3 separate regions of the Homo sapiens genome follow, and regions 1 and 3 are each linked to region 2. A link is a loop called in an ENCODE intact Hi-C map of the cell type or tissue named here. Cell type or tissue: B cell. All regions are shown on one strand.

The links. A loop is a pair of places that touch in the nucleus more often than their neighbours do. Peaks named below come from ENCODE experiments on the same cell type or tissue, not always from the same donor. Only the 100,000 strongest peaks of a DNase experiment are listed, where the experiment ranks them.
Region 1: it touches region 2 in a loop (5-fold over the local background); 4 of 110 quality-filtered maps call a loop at or near these places.
Region 3: a loop joins it to region 2, with 11 times the contacts of the local background. A loop is called at or near these places in 14 of 110 quality-filtered maps.

The regions. Positions count from the first base shown.
Region 1 is chr17:64,775,735-64,778,234 of GRCh38, reverse strand. It overlaps the pseudogene ARHGAP27P1-BPTFP1-KPNA2P3 and the pseudogene ARHGAP27P1. Among named protein-coding and RNA genes, the nearest start is that of MIR6080, 3.8 kb to the left of the region's middle. RefSeq lists an enhancer at 1-437. In B cell, CTCF peaks have their summits at 988 and 1,194 (motif pointing left); DNase peaks (open chromatin) are centred at 424, 664, 1,194 and 2,084; H3K4me3 peaks cover 1,530 bases; H3K27ac peaks cover 284 bases; H3K27me3 peaks cover 345 bases.
Region 2 is chr17:65,099,285-65,101,784 of GRCh38, reverse strand. LOC105371864 (a long non-coding RNA gene) reads left to right here and starts at 1,073. Exons shown (of 3, transcript XR_934923.2): 1 at 1,073-1,104. LOC100507002 (a long non-coding RNA gene) reads right to left here and starts at 973. Exons shown (of 3, transcript NR_110801.1): 1 at 743-973; 2 at 489-578. RefSeq lists a silencer at 877-1,206. In B cell, CTCF peaks have their summits at 832 and 1,035 (motif pointing right); DNase peaks (open chromatin) are centred at 1,174 and 1,624; H3K4me3 peaks cover 1,334 bases; H3K27ac peaks cover 1,237 bases.
Region 3 is chr17:65,025,989-65,028,488 of GRCh38, reverse strand. All of the region lies in intron 2 of GNA13 (G protein subunit alpha 13), which reads left to right. Among named protein-coding and RNA genes, the nearest start is that of GNA13, 30 kb to the left of the region's middle. RefSeq lists an enhancer at 1-802. In B cell, CTCF peaks have their summits at 857 and 1,056; a DNase peak (open chromatin) is centred at 998; H3K27ac peaks cover 1,330 bases.

The DNA of each region.
Region 1 (2,500 bases), 320 kb after region 2:
CCCATCCCTCATCTGCAATTTCCAGGCTCCAAAGCTCCCTGGAAGCCCGAAAGATTTTTCGTAATCAAATTGGTGGCAAAATTGCGCTTGAACTGATATGAGGCTGTTGATGGTCTTTATTTATCGCACTTGTGTGAATATTCATGTTTTGCTGCAGAAATGCAAATAAGCTCGATGGCCGGCTGCTGCCCCAAGCCCTGCTGGGAGGTTATGTAACCTACAGCAGGTGGGTGCCACATATTATCTTTCCAAGTCCCAGCTGTTCTATATTCCGAAGTGCATCTGGGCACGGAACGGGGGATTGCGGGCCTGCCGCCAGCTCAAGGAGCCTGGAGTCAGATGAGAGGGTGGATGTGAAAGTCAGGCGTCTGCTTCCCTTTGAGGGTGCTTCCAGCATTTCAGTTCCTTTTTTTTTTTTTTTTTTTTTTAAAAGAACTCCTGATGGGTTTGTTTCAGAAAGACGTGTTAAGTGAGGTTGTTTTTTCCCCTCTTCAGAATCCAGTTGTGTTAATCTGGGAAATCGAAAATAGAGCACGTTTTACAAACACTCTTGCATCCTCAGAACACTCTGGGGGACTCTGACATTTTGAACTTTAGGAACTTTTCAGGGAGGGGCAGCCCGAGGGGGAGAAAAGGATGCTTAGAACCGTTCTGCCATCTGCCACCGGCCGTGTGATGATCTAGAGGCAGCTCTCTTCCTCTCTCAGGGTCTCGGTTTGTTCTTTAGCACAAAGGGAGGGGATGGACAGATGACCTCTGAACCTTGGGAGCCTCTGATTTATTTCGCTGTGCCTGATGTCATTACCATGAACACTGATGCCCACCATGTGCCAGGACTGAGTCCGGGATGCCCAGACGAAGGAGACACGCCTCCGTAGGCCCGCTGCTGGGTGTTCCCTCCGCCTGTCTCGTTACAATGCAGAGCTCAGGTTTTGAGACTAGGGAAAGGGGAACTGGATTTTGCTGGGGCAGCTGCCAGCTGCTGACAGCCACTTAACTTACAAGCGAGGACCACCCCCTCCCCCCCCAGGCCCAGCGTCCTCTGGTGTAAGCACAATACCTAAGGATTAGGGTTGTGAGCCTTAAATGAATTAAGGCTTCGAAGCGCTTGGCAGCAGCAGGGGGTCCACCCAGACTGGGTCATCCTCGTTTGGCTTCCCTGGGTCTGCGCCGCCTTCACTCTGGCTCCTGCAGCGGCAGCCCGCCGCCTTGTGGCCAGGGTGGAAAACGGCACCCGGCGGGCGGGGCTGGAGACCGCGGCTGGTTCCTGTTTCGCGCCCCTGCCAGCCAGCCAGGCAGCTTCTCTGGGATGGGTGGCTGGATGCCAGCGCTCTTCCCCCGCAGCGCCCCTCCGTTTCCTGCGCAGGCTCCCGGTGGCGCACTTCCCGGCCTCTCCACATTCTCTGTCCTAGTGACGGTGGGACGGTGCCTGCCCGTCTGAGCGGAGCCCCTGGAGGTGGGGGAATGGCCTTGCTCTTTGAACCTCGCATCTGGCCCAGGGTCTGGCTCAGACAGAGTGCACAGAGAGTGTATGTTGAATAGGGCGGAGGTGCGGCAGCCCCTTACCTATGAGCCAGGCCTCTGTAGGTCTGCCCAAGGGCCACCACCCCAGGCCCCAGGACCAAAGAGGAAGGAGACTGCCCAGGTCCTGACATCTCCTGAGAAGACAGATCACCCCGGCTGCCAGGGCGCCTGCCAGGTGGCCCCTCTGCCCATCCTTCCTCCAGCTCCCAGCAGGTTCCCAGTTGCAGTGGCATATGGGGGGAGGGGCACAGGTGATGAGGGCAGGGGACTTACCCAGGGGGGAACTAGGACATTGGCCAGAGACAGGCTGCTCCCTGGCCCCACTTGTGGCCCTAATTCACTATGTGACCTCCACAAGTCACTTTGCGTCTCTGGTTCAGTTTCCTCCCCTGTGCAATGAGTGCAATAATACCACGTTCCCTGCCACGGAGCTTTATTCAAGAGGCAGCTGTGGCTCTCCCTGGTGCTCCACCCCCAACAAAGTCCAGGGTAGGGAGTTGGTCCTGCCCCCACAAGGGAACCCCACCCCTGCCCTTAGTTGTCCCAGGCGGCATTTCCCCACCATAATCCTCCAGGCCCATTCACTCGTTCATTAGGCATGAACTAGCCAAATAGCTGCAGAGCCCTGGTGAGCCTTTGGATCTAGAGAGGACTCAGGCACAGCCACGGTCCTGGGGGACTCACCCTCTTGGATAGGAGGCCAGCAACAGAAGACATGGGGCCGGGGCTCAGAGTGGAGCATGGGGTTGAGAGTGGGTGCCCACCGGGGCAGGGCCTCATGAGCCCTTGCCAGGAATGTGCACGTTATCCTGCAGCTGCTGTGAGGCTTTTAGCAGAGACAGGAATGGGATTGAGAAAAAAATCCCTGTGGCCAGGGCCTCAAGAATGGCCGAAGCTCTTGGTGGTCTCGTGGGCATGTGGTGGTAACAGAGGTTTGGGAGATGGATGGGCAGGGTCTGGGGGCCGAGGGAGGTGG
Region 2 (2,500 bases):
AAAAAAAAGTAGATATATTTGACTGGGGGCACCCTAAGGTACCTTGTGGTGGGCCCAGTCCTCCATCAGCCCACATCCCCCAAGGCTGGGCACTGTTAAGCTGCCCTTGGGTGGGCCATTTAGCCTCAAGGGACTTTGAGGGCAGGGGCCATGCTCGTTTTGCTCATCACTGTGTCCCTGGTACCTCGAGCAGTGCCCAGCAGATGCCAGCCTCCAAGTCCACATTGGCTGCCTGGCTGACAGCACGTGGTGCAGAATGAGGTTATGGCAAAGGAAACCCTGACATTCAGCCTCAAACCCGGCCCCAGGACCCCAAGCAATGGAAGACCATGACCACTGCCTTTGCATCTGTGAGTAGGTTGTGGTGTAAGATACGTTTTAAGATCTATGTATGTAAGATAACGTTTTTAACTTTCAAATATCACACTTCGGATGCAGAAAGGGCAACTTATAGGAGCTTTAAATTCGTAGGTGGTTGTCTGGGTTACCTTATATGACTCGGATCTGGGGTGGGCTGCCTGCACTGCAGTCCGTGGATCTCTGTCTCAGTCTCCAGGCCCAGGACGCAGCTTGGAAACCTAAACGGAATTGTCTTTATCACAACTCACACCAGTCACTTAATGAAATCGAGCTGCACAAATCGACCCAAAGGGGTGCCCTCCACTCCTGCCCCACGTGTCCTCGGACGCTTCCCAGATGTGGTCCCCGGCACTCCAGGGCCCAGGTAAGGGGCCAGGGTTACCTTTTGGAGAAATGCCATCCTCAGCCTGTACTGCCGGCCTTGGTACCGGATTGTCATCTCCTGGCGCCTGGATGGATTCACGGCCAGAGCACCAGTGGGAGACAAGAGGAGAAGCCCCCAAGTTCGAAAGGCAGCCTGGCTCGCCCCAGCCCTGGGTGGTCGACGGGGAGGCGGCTGGGCGGGGAGGGCGCGGGCCGGGCCTCCCTGACCCTCACTAGGCGCCTCCAACTTGGAAAGCAGCTGGAATCCGCGCCAGCCAATCCGCGAGCGACGACGCGGGCTCATTAGCATGCGCTGCGCGGGCGTCCACCTGCCGCCAGGTGGCGCTGTCCGGCCCCCGCCGGGACCCCGCCGAGCGGCAGGTGAGACCCGCAGGGCAGGGCCCCGGGGGGCGGAGGGGTACGGGGGGAAAAGGAGGAGGGAGAGGAGGAGGTGGAGGGAGAGGGGGTGGAGGAGGAGGTGGAGGTGGACGAGGAGGAGGAGGAGCTGCCGGGAGGAGGGAGAGGAGGATGTGTGGCAGAGGGCGAGCCTTAGACCGCACCACTAAGGCCTGGGGAAGTGAAAACAGATGCAACACGCTTTGGCTCCCTGGCTAGCCAGCCCCAAGTCATTGAATGGCACTAAGCAAATTATTCGGGTTTTGCCATTAAAATGGCAAAGCCACAATTACTTTTGCTCCAACCTAATATTTAAACTTTATCAGCGTCAGTTACCCCATCTAACCCGAGAAAAGCAAGTGGGTAGGAAATGACTCCTGTCGATCATGTGCTGTGAGGACTGAATGAATAACTGGGTTAAAGACTGGCAGTGGGGTGTGCTTGGTGGTGAAGAATGCTGCTCACGGGCCAAATGGGCTGGCTCTGAGCCCTGGATTTGCCACCTAGCTGTAGGATCTCAAGCAAGTTATGGAACCTCTCTGGGCTTCCTTTGTCTCATCTGATGAGTGAGAATCACTGCACTCTCCCCAGGGGGTGGGCGGCGGTTTGTTTGGTTCTGGTTTTGGTTTTAAGATTACTGAGCTGATTCATGTACAAGCGCTTAGAACTATGACTGACACTTGGTGAATGTCCAGTAACCAATAGTTTCTCTCCTATGTCTCTTGGGACCTTAAAAAAAACAATTTACTAGGCGTAGTGGTTCCATTATATACATATATACATTATATACATAGTCTGGCATATATATATATATATATGTATATATAATATATACACATATATATATTATTCTGAGAATAATTCTCAGAATTCTCAAAATAATATGAAAACTGTTGGAGTCATAATTGGAGGTAAAATATAATCTCTGGAATCAGATTACTTGGGGTCAAATATCAACTCCATTACTTACTCTCTGTGTGGCTTTGGGCAAGTTACTTAACCCCTCTGTGCTTTGATTTCTGTAAAATGGGGATGGTACAATGATAGGGGACAAAGGAGTAAAGAATCAATAGATACCAGTTGTTGTTACTATTGTCAACATTAAAATCTTTAAAGATAGTTTAAATATGGAATGCTAGCTACATCTCTGGCAGGAGGAGATTTTCCAGGTTTAACATTCAGGATCAGGGACGTTCCCATCTTTTATTTCTAGAGCCAGGTGGCCTGAGCATGGCAGACAAAGCTGATGTCAGATGGAGGCATGTGGGCATTTATCATAAGAGGTATGCTCAGGAGATATGTCTTCAGATCATCTGTGTCTCATTCCCATGGAAGAGCCGCGTTCCCACCAAGCTACAAAGACATCTTAGCTCTAGGTTAG
Region 3 (2,500 bases), 73 kb after region 2:
TAAGAATCACCTGTGAAGTGGGTTTTTTTTTTCCACTTTCTTCCTTATATGGTAGGTGGTATTTTTTTTTTTTTTTTTTTTGGAGACAGCCTCACTCTGTCGCTCAGGTTGGAGTGCAGTGGCGTGATCTCAACTCACTGCAACCTCTGCCTCCCGGATTCAAGCAGTTCTCCTGCCTCAACCTCCCTCCCAAGTAGCTGAGACTACAGGAGCCCATCACTATGCCCGCCTAATGTTTGTACTTTTGTTTTGTTTTGTTTTTTGAGACGGAGTCTCGCTCTGTCACCCAGGCTGGAGTGCAGTGACGCGATCTCAGCTCACTGCAAGCTCCGCCTCCCGGGTTCACGCCATTCTCCTGCTTCAGCCTCCCGAGTAGCTGGGACTACAGGCACCCGCCACCGCGCCCGGCTGATTTTTTGTATTTTTAGTAGAGACGGGGTTTCACCGTGAGCTCGATCTCCTGACCTCGTGATCCGCCCACCTCGGCCTCCCAGAGTACTGGGATTACAGGCGTGAGCCACCGTGCCCAGCCTAATGTTTGTACTTTTAGTAGATGGGATTTCACCATGTTGGCCAGACTGGTCTTAAACTCCTGGCCTCAAGTAATCTGCCCACCTTGACCTCTCAAAGTGCTGGGATTACAGGCATGAGCCACCACGCCCAGCCTTGTTTTCTTAACTGATAGAAGTTTTGAATATTTGGTTTTGTTTTGGCCTCTCCCATCATTCTTAGGAAAGCCTTTTGTTGTAAAGGAGAAATTAGCATGTCAGTGTTCCTAGTTTCAAAGAGAGTCCAATTCTGTGATACTCACTTTTTTCAAACATATATATTATTTAACACTATATGCAAATATTTAGAGGGATACAGTGACTAAGAAGGCAAAAACTGTCCCCAGGAACAATACATTGTAGAAAAGGAAATAAAACAAGTACACAGATGATTGCATATGAGGTAGAAAATGACTCATGCCATAGGAGGTGCTGATAAAACCACTATGGAAATTTAAGCAAAAGGTTTTCTTAGATTTTTAAAGGGCCCCCAGTGGCTGCTTGTGGTGGTACGCCTGTAATCCCAGCTACTTGGAAGGCTGAGGCAGGAGGACTGCTTGAGCCTAGGAATTTGAGACCAGCCTGGGAAACATAGTGAAAACCTATCTCTTTAAAAAAAAAAAAAAGGCGGGGGAGGGGTGTGAGGTGGGAATTTGGCTTTACTATATAAATAAATCTGGATGATTTGAGAAAGACAGGTGCACTTTGGATTTCTGAGGCAAGAGAAAGGACACAAAAGTGCTAGTGTTAAGATCAGAATTGTAGAAAAATTATTAGGAAGTCAGTAAACTAGATTTTCATAAAATGGTTTCTTTCCTTCTGCTTCAGAAAGTAGTGAGCCTTAAGAATATGCTGGGAAAAGAGGCCGGGCGCGGTGGCTCACGCCTGTAATCCCAGCATTTTGGGAGGCCAAGGTGGGCGGATCACCTGAGGCCGGGAGTTCGAGACCAGCCTGACCAACATAGAGAAACCCTGTCTCCACTAAAAATACAAAATTAACTGGTCATGGTGGCTCATGCTTGTAATCCCAGCTACTTGGAAGGCTGAGGCAGAAGAATCGCTTGAACCTGGGAGGCGGAGGTTGTGGTGAGCCAGGATCCTGCCATTGCACCCCAGCCTGGGCAACAAGAGCGAAACTCCGTCTCAAAACAAACAAACAAACAAACAAAAAATTGAATGTGCTTGGAAAAGGTTCATGTATATGTCTTTATAACCACTGTTACATTTTGATGAGTTTCCTTGTAATCTCATTTTCTATGCAATTTTCTTAAAAGGGGGTTCATACTATATTAGATCTTGAATGATCTAGAAGTTCTGTATTTTAATGAACCCCCTCTGCTTCATATTTTTTGATGAATTTGTGATTCTTTAGTGTAAGATTCATTTGGCAAAAAATTATTTCTTTAATTATACTTACTTTGGAAACGGCTTTATTTTACAGCCTATATAAACTTGGCTTATGATTTGTGAAAATGAGTACTGTTTTGTTTTTGTTTTTAATGGAAAGTCTTACATCTAAGCCATAGAGTATTTTCTAGTCATGGCTTCCTGATATAACTATAGATCATCATTCCCTTTGGGGATCAGATGATAAAGTGATAAATTGTATTTGTCAATTATGTTGGTATTGGGACTCTGACCTGACTCAGAGGGATAGTGTAGTCTTGATTTGAAGGATTTGAGGTTTGTTTAAGGGTTGGATGTGATTTTTGTGTTGTCTTATGGTTTTTTTTTTTTATTTTGGTGGAGAGTAGTGATTTGGTCTTATTTTGGGAGTATAAAATATAGAAAATTGTATAGTTTTTGGGTTTTTAGTGATGATTAACTAATATATAAAATCATAGTAATGTTTGGCAGAGTAGGCCTCTCATTTTAACTCTGAAAATTAAAACCTTATACATTACTTATAATTTTTTTTGTTGTGTCTTATCTGCTGTTTTCATCATAGTGCA